2 separate regions of the Homo sapiens genome follow, and region 2 is linked to region 1. A link is a contact called in ENCODE Hi-C or POLR2A ChIA-PET data. All regions are on one chromosome and are shown on one strand. The core of a region is the stretch at or near the end of the contact, and the rest is flanking DNA. Distances in the headings are between cores, read along the strand shown. Region 1 holds the start of SLC26A2 (solute carrier family 26 member 2). Region 2 holds the start of SMIM3 (small integral membrane protein 3).

The links. A loop is a pair of places that touch in the nucleus more often than their neighbours do. ChIA-PET counts read pairs that join two places held with the same protein, here RNA polymerase II (POLR2A). Pooled maps may share reads with other maps.
Region 2: a pooled map shows a loop between it and region 1 (4-fold over the local background). The contact joins the promoter of SMIM3 here to the promoter of SLC26A2 in region 1. A Hi-C loop is called at or near these places in 5 of 50 pooled maps. POLR2A ChIA-PET finds 5 or more read pairs at or near these places in 2 of 52 experiments (activated CD8-positive, alpha-beta memory T cell and activated T-cell).

Annotation. Positions count from the first base shown.
Region 1 is chr5:149,958,920-149,962,692 of GRCh38, forward strand. It overlaps SLC26A2 (solute carrier family 26 member 2), which reads left to right and starts at 1,839. Exons shown (of 3, transcript NM_000112.4): 1 at 1,839-2,060. RefSeq lists enhancers at 255-858, 655-734 and a silencer at 1,775-1,894.
Region 2 is chr5:150,777,073-150,780,845 of GRCh38, forward strand. SMIM3 (small integral membrane protein 3) reads left to right here and starts at 1,685. Exons shown (of 2, transcript NM_032947.5): 1 at 1,685-1,900. LOC124901110 reads right to left here and starts at 3,329. Exons shown (of 2, transcript XM_047417995.1): 1 at 2,835-3,329; 2 at 1-2,479. The coding sequence starts at 2,049. The coding sequence ends at 1,408. RefSeq lists a silencer at 1,580-1,769 and an enhancer at 2,207-3,068.

The DNA of each region.
Region 1 (3,773 bases), core at 589-3,088:
CTCTAACTCCTGAGCTCAAGTGGCTTATAGGCATGAACCACCATGCCCGGCCAAATTTGGCCAATCTTTATTGGTGCCTGTTATATGCAAGGTCCTGGCTTCCCCACACAGACAAGAAAACAAACAAATAAATGAATAAATGTCAGCTGCAAGGATTGGAGTGGATTCTTGCATTTGCATAGCACAGTGAGTGTAGTGGTTAAGAGTGGGCTTTGCAGTCAGACGTGACTGTGTTAAAATCATGCTACTGTCACTTATTAACTGTGGGACGTTGGGCAGATCACCTAACATCTCTGAGCCTCATTTCCTCACCAAAAAAAAGAAGAATCATAATATGGCACCTCCTCTAAAGCTGTTGTGAGGATTAACTCATGTAATGAATGTGAAGAGTTCTGCGCAGGCACGTGATAAACATCCAGAAACTGTTTATTCTGCTTGTTGTGCAGTCTTTAGGGCTTAAACAAAGTACTTTACACTGATTGCCTTACCTGACCCTCTCCAGGACTCTGGGTGCTAGGGCATTAACTACCCTTTGAAAGGTGAAAACATTGATGCCCATTGAGGTGAAATGATTTGTCTTCAGCCACAAGGGGCAGCATCAGGAGTAGAACCCAAGTGTTTGTGTTCTGATTCCCAAGACAGCTTATGACGTTTTGGAAACTCTGAATCTGATGGGTGACAGAAACTTGGGGATCATCTCTAGATAAGAAAGGGAGTTCCTTGAATGACTGTGAAGACGTTCACCGGAAAGGGAAGGAAAGGAAGTTAATCATGCTTCCTTCACAGGCCCTCCTTCACCCCCATCTAGTGGGCACATGCAAGCTACAAACAAGGTGAGGAATGAACAAATTAATACATACTCAATAGTGGCCAGTTCGAGGCAGATAATTAAATCAAGATGACCTGAAAGGATGTGACTGGCTGTGGCTAGTTTACACAGGGTGGTCAGGGACGGCCTCGCCATGGAGAGGGCTGGTGTTTTGGCTGAGACCTGAGAGACCAGAAGAAATCTGATGGCCAGAACCAATGTTTAGGTCCCTAAAGAGAACAAGCGTGGCGAGCAAAGGGGGCCAGTATGGGTGGAGATCAGCGAGGGAGGGGGGCAGAGATGAGTGCCCGAAGCACACAGTACCTTGGCATAGGGAGGGTTTGATTTTACCTACAAATGCCATTAAACCCACTAAGGATTTTAACAAAAACTACAATTACATTTTAATTTACATTTTATGTTTTATAGAGACAAGGTTCGGCTATACTGCCCAGGTTGATCTCGAACCCCTGGGTTCAAGCGATCCTCCCTACTCGGTCCCCCAAAGTGCTGGGATTACAAGCGTGAGCCGCTGCGCCCGGCCTTTTAATTTACATTTTAGCCTTCCGGTTACTGGAATCTTTGATGGGGAATGAGTTATAGTGAGGCAAGAGCCTCTAACATTCTAGGAGCTCTTTTCCCGTTCGGGGCCTCAATTTCCCGTTCTACAAAGGCGGGTGGGAGGGAACGGGGTCCCAAGTAGTACTGGATAAAGAGGTGGCCGATCGCAAACGCTGAGCACTTCAAAACTCTGGGCAGAGCGCTTCCGCGCCTCTCCTGCTATTTCACCCTGGCCACAGGCTAGCCGCCGAGGCCGGTCATCCGCTCTCTCCGCGGAGGAGTCAACGCCACGGAAGCAGCGGCGGAACCTCTCTAAGAATCCTTCCAGCTTGTGCTCTTCTGTCCAGGGCAGCCAATCGCGAGGAGGAGAGTAGTCAGAGGGCGGCACCCTCCCCGGTCTGGGCCGAGTTATTGGCTGGTGGTAGCGTCGCTCGCCCGGCAGTACCACGTGACGGCCTCGGCCGCGGGCGTTTACACTGGCTCTGCCTCCGGCATCTCTTCGCCGGTGCGTCCTCGCCGCGCCCGTAGGTCCCGGCAGCCGGGCCCCGCCTCCTTCGGAGTCCGAGCGATGGGCGGGGAAAGGGACAGGCAGGTATAGCTCTGTCGGCGCCGCGGTGTCCACCTCAGTCAGGCCACGGTGGAAGACGCGTGCCGCGGCGCCTGGTTGCCTGCAGCGGCCCGGACCCGAGAGGTGAGAAGAGGGAAGCGGACCAGGGAAGAGGGAGGGAGCGGTGCTGGCCGCCAAGCGGTCAGCGGGCCCCTCCCAGAGTCATTCTGCCTGGGTCCCCGCGCGGTAGAATCCCAGATCAGGGGTCGCCGCCGTGGAGCGGGGCGTGCGTCAGGTTATTTCCCGGGTGGTCCGGGGCCGGGCGAGTGGCACTGCACCCTGGTGATCCGGGCCTGCCCGTCTGGCTGGCGGCTGCCCACCCGCCCTCCATCCCGCGTATCTCGCCGTATCTCGCCGGGTGCCACGCACTCCGCTGCTTTTCCAGTCCTCGTTGATCCGTCTCGAACCTAGATATCTGGAATAGGGATCGAGGAGATAGGAGCCACCACCACCTCGGACAGATGGGGAAACTGAGGCCGGCACAGGCGAGACGGCTTGGTTATCTTGGTTATTAAAAATCACACACCCGATTAAGTACAAAATCAGGACCTGTTCTTTCGGACTCACACACTAAGTTGGTATTATTTCACTGGATGGATGGAAACACTGAGAAGACAGAGAGGGCCCAGAGCCTTGCCTAAAAATACACAGCAAGTCTTTTGCAGAGCTAGGACTTGTACCCAGCTCTCCAAACTCATAGACTATCAGCCTGGGCTCCTTCCTTGCACAGATTGGGGATCACAGTGAGTTAGAAACATTCAGAACTTAAATTGCCTTCCGGCGCCCATTCTAGTTAACCTGTCTTTTCTCCTTGTCCCCAACAGTTCTTTATGTGAAATCTACAACTAATGTGATATGCAATACTAGATTAAGCAGAACTTTTTGTTTTTGAAAATTGAATCAATAAGAAATGGAGGGCCAAAGCTGTGGGAAAGGAATGGACCCTTTAAAATCAGGAATCTCAAGGCAGGATATAGCAAGGGACAGAGACTAATAGCTGTCGTTTATTGAGTAAATGCTATGTGCCAGGCACTGTGGTAGGTAGTTGTGTTAGCCTTACAAACCAGCAAGTTAGGTAATGTTACCCCATTTTACAGGTCAGAAATTGATGCTGAGTACAGTGAAGTTTTACAAAACCATTGCCATATGACTGCTGAGCAGTATAGCTGGGATCTGAACAGAGATCTGTTTGACTTCCAGAACACATCCAGTGATTCTCCAAGTGTGGTCCTAAGCTCACTCGTTCAGCATCATCTAGCGTGTGGAGTCCTGGATCTCATCCTTGGATTTGCAGGGATGGTCCTAAGAAGCTAACGGCTCTCTGTATTTGACAATTATTGTACTGTAATGTGCTGCCTCCTAGGGGAAGATCTAGAGGTGAACATACTCTGGGCTAGGGGTAATTTTTGAGGGAAAAAAATCACTTTTTTTTAATTTCTGATTTGACTTTTTTTTTTTTTGAGACCAGGTCTTACTCTGTCATCCGGGCTAGGAGTGCAGGGGCGCGATCTAGGCTCACTGCAGCATTGACCTCGTGGGTTCAAGCAAACCTTCCACCTCAGCTTCCTGAGTAGCTGGAACCACAGGTGCACGCTGCCATACCTGGCTAGTTTTTGTAGTTTTTGTAGAGATGGTGTTTCACCATGTTGCCCAGTCAGGTTTCAAACTCCTGAGCTCAAGCAATCCTCCTGCCTTGGCCTTCCAAAGTGCTGGGATTACAGGCATGAGCCACTGTGCCCTGCCCACACTTTTATTTTTTATTTTCCCCCATGATTGACAGAAGGATAATCACGCTTT
Region 2 (3,773 bases), core at 435-2,934, 820 kb after region 1:
GTAATAGAGGACCAAGGAAGTTGTGAGCTGTTTTCTGGCTTTTGCTGTAACAAAAGCTTGTTGCTGAAATTGACTATTTCCCCCACTCCTGCATCCCAACACAGCATCCATTATTCTTCCCTTCAGTGCTCTCTTTGCAAAATCAGTCTAGCCTAGGCAGCAGACTTAACATGGTATGCTCCTGTGGGGATTCATACTTTATTTCTGGCTTGCTTTTAGGGTCCCAGGGCAAGTCGATATTAAAGAGATACTAATAAATTGCTAAATGGAAAGGGAGACTAGGACTCAGCTGGCTCCAGGCCTGAGCTTCTGCCTTGTCCCAGAGGGAAGCCAATGTTCACAGCAGGGCACATGGAGTTACCAGTTGTCCACCCAAAGGAACTCTCATCCCCTTCACTAACCAGGGAAAATGTCATATTAAGATTGTCCTCCTGTTGCAGTGAGCCGAGATCATGCCACTGCACTCCAGCCTGGGCGACAGAGCGAGACTCCGTCTCAAAAAAAAAAAAAAAAAAAAAAAAGATTGTCCTCCTTCAATCTTTTTTTACTATTAAATGAGAGCTTTGTATTAAACTATTCAGAATTGGGTTGTCCTTGTTTTTAGGTTCCCACACTATCTCTTTTGAATAAAACATGTTGTTGGGTGACAGCCCTTAGGGTTTTTCTCAAATCATTTCTCATGTGAATCCCCTTCATCCTCACTGTCCTTCCCTTAAGAAACTGGCGTGTGATAATGATGATTTAGAGGTCATTTCTGCTGACCTCATCCCTGAATCAGAGGAAACAGCATGGAGTAAGTTCTAAGTTCGGGGCCCACACCATATCAAATTTAGGCCTGGGGAAGGCAGTATGGCTCTTTCCAAACCCTCCAAAACACTACTGGGCTCCAAGACTGCTCAAGGTCTCACTGATAGTCAAGGCTTGTGCTCCTTTTTTTCAGAAGAGTAAGATTAAAGAAAACCACTGTGAATTAAAAAGTGTGGGTGCCAACATGGGACGGGAGTCCCCCCTCACTCCATGGATGACATAGAGGGGGCAGAAGATTACAGAATTGGCATTGTCCTGCGTGGAAGCTGGGCCACCCACAGTGGCGTGGGAAGCCTCTCAGATGCTGGATTCTAATGGGCTCTTGATCACCTTGGATTGGGCTATTTCATTGTTATCACAAAATAAACAGGATGCTCCAAGTCATGTTATGGCAGAGAACCAACCAGCTTCACACTGGTCCTCTAAACCAATCCTCACAACAGGACTGGGAGACAGGTGTTACCTTTCCCACTTTACAGAGAATGAAACAGAGTGGCAAAGCCTCCGAAGGACCCTACACTTCGGACATCGCAAAGCAGGATCTGAGTCCCGGCTCCTCTGTCCAAACCTACTTGCTAGGCTTTCTTTCCCATGTCTACTCTATAGCTGGAAAGGTCGTGGAGGACACATTTTAGGCCAACCCTCTCGGTTTACAATCCAGAGAGGGGAGACCCTCAGAAGCCAAGCGACATGTCCACGGCTACGCGGCGAGTGTGTGGCAACGTGGAAGGGGAGCCCGAGACGCCCTGGTCTCTCCCTTCTCTCGCAGGTTCCTTTCTCCCCGAACGCAGCCCGCAGGGGACGCTGGAGGAGGAGCTGAGCTGGAGTTGCCGGGGCCCCGGGACCGGGCGTTCCGGGGGCGGTCCCCAGCAGCCGCGCATTCCAGAGCCAGCAGCGCGTCCTGGCCGCTCCTGCGCTCTCCCGCCTCCCGGGGCTCGGAGGAGCCGGGGCACGTTCCAGGAGCTGCCTAGGGCTGAGGTTCCAGGCCTGGGGGTCGCTTCCAGCTGCCAGATCCCGTGCAGTCCTGGGGACCCTGAGAAGCACCGAGCCATCCCTGACCCAGGAACTTTCCGCAGACTCGCCGCCATCTGGGGTGAGTGGGGCCACCGGGGGATTGTTTGTGGGGCTCTGGCAGAGCGGAGCTCTTCGGATTCGCGACCTACCTCTAGTGCGGCCCCTTTCCCCGGGCTCCCAACGTTCTTCTTTATGTCCGGTCTCTCCTCCCCATTTCTCCCTTTTCATCACTTTTGTATTTCTTGCCCTCACCCCCTCCTTTTTCTCCTGCTGTCAGCTCTTAAGTTCGAGCCTCCTAGTGCACAGAATTTTGGGCCTGGGGGAGGCGGAGCTTGGGTGGGCGAACCCCAGCCCCACTCGGAGACTGGCTTCTCTCCGGGTCCGCTGCCCTTGCCTTCTCGGGAAGCCTCCTCCTCGGGCAGACTGCCACCTCCTGGCTCTCCAGGCCCAGCGTCAGGGTTCAGCGCCCGGGCCTGAGCACCTGCTTGGGCGCTGCGCTGGGTTTGGGTCTTTGCACTTACCTGTCCCGCTTTTCTCGAGGCCCCGTGTAGAAGGCGCCAGGAGTTTGGAGTCAGGAGTGGCGGGTTCCAGCCCTGGTTCTGTCACTAACTGCTTCACCATCCTTGTTTTTCCATCAGTGAAATTGGGAAAACATTTTCTGCGTGCAGAAAGCAAAGGAGAAAGGACATGAGCAAAGTATCTTGGAGAGAAGGCTTCCTTCAAGCTCCCTCCTGCTGGTTAGCTGTCCCTTTCCTGAGGACGTAGTTGTTCCAGTTGCTGGTTGTTTTGCTCCCTAGTCTCCCCCATGCCAGTTTCTTGAGGGTAGGGACTGCCTGTCTATCGTCATCTCTGAGGCATTCTCAGCTCTTGGAGCAGGGCCTGGCTAACAGTAGGTGCTCCATACATATGTACTGAGTGAAAGGATGAAAGGTGTAACCCCCCCCGCCCCCCCCACAAATTGAAACAAACCTCAGGGGCTGTTATTCTGATTGAGGGCCAGGCTGGGCTCTTACTTATGCAGCTGCACTTGTTTCTTCTGGACCAGCTGGAATCCTGCTGCACCTGGGGGCTGAGGAGTCTCCGGTTCATCTGTGGTGAATACTAAGGTCCTCAAAGCTCCAGGGTGTGGTGGTGAAGGCTGCGCAATCACACAAGTATCAGAGATTCCTTGAACATCTGCTATGATGCGTGCTGCTACTGCAGTGGCCACATAGTTTGGAAGGATTGGGGATGCCTGAATTAGGTGGAGGTGGGAGCGGGAAGAACAGGTACTCTGGGGGTTAGGAGACCCTCTGAATTACCCTAATGGAGGCATTTCCCCTCTCTGGCCCTTGTCTTCCCTATCTGTAAAATGAAGACATGGGAGTGGAACAGATGTTTGTCTGTGGTTGAGCATGACATGCTCTTTGGTTTATGCAGGCCGCACAGCAGCCATCTAGACACACGCAAAGCAGCACAGCTGAGCTTTAGGACATCATGTGCTTCTGCAGTGACAACTGAAAAAAACTAAAAAGTGTTTTCCTGCTCCAGCCGGGACCTCCTGTTCCCAGCTGTCCTGGGACTGTGAATCATGCTGTGGGGGTTACAAGTCATGCTTCATGAACTCTCCCACAAGTGACCTCTCCGAACCTCAGAACTGTGGCTCCATGACACTAAAGATCTGGGGAGTCCCAGAGAACAGCCAGAGAACCACTGAGTCGCGGTGAGGTGTTAGAGATGCAAAACAAATGAGAGACTCTGGGGGCCTGTGGTCAGGTCAGATCCTGGGCCCTTGGGGGTGACAGACCAAGGGGATAAGGGCCAGTCACAGCCTCAGATGCTTTCTCAGCCATACGCCAATCCTTTAAACGTTGTGCCTCCATTTCTTCTCTATGGATTGAAACATGCAAAGGAAATACCTCCAAGGAAAGAGAATATCTTGGTTGGGTGTGGCGGTGGTATAAAAAATGGGC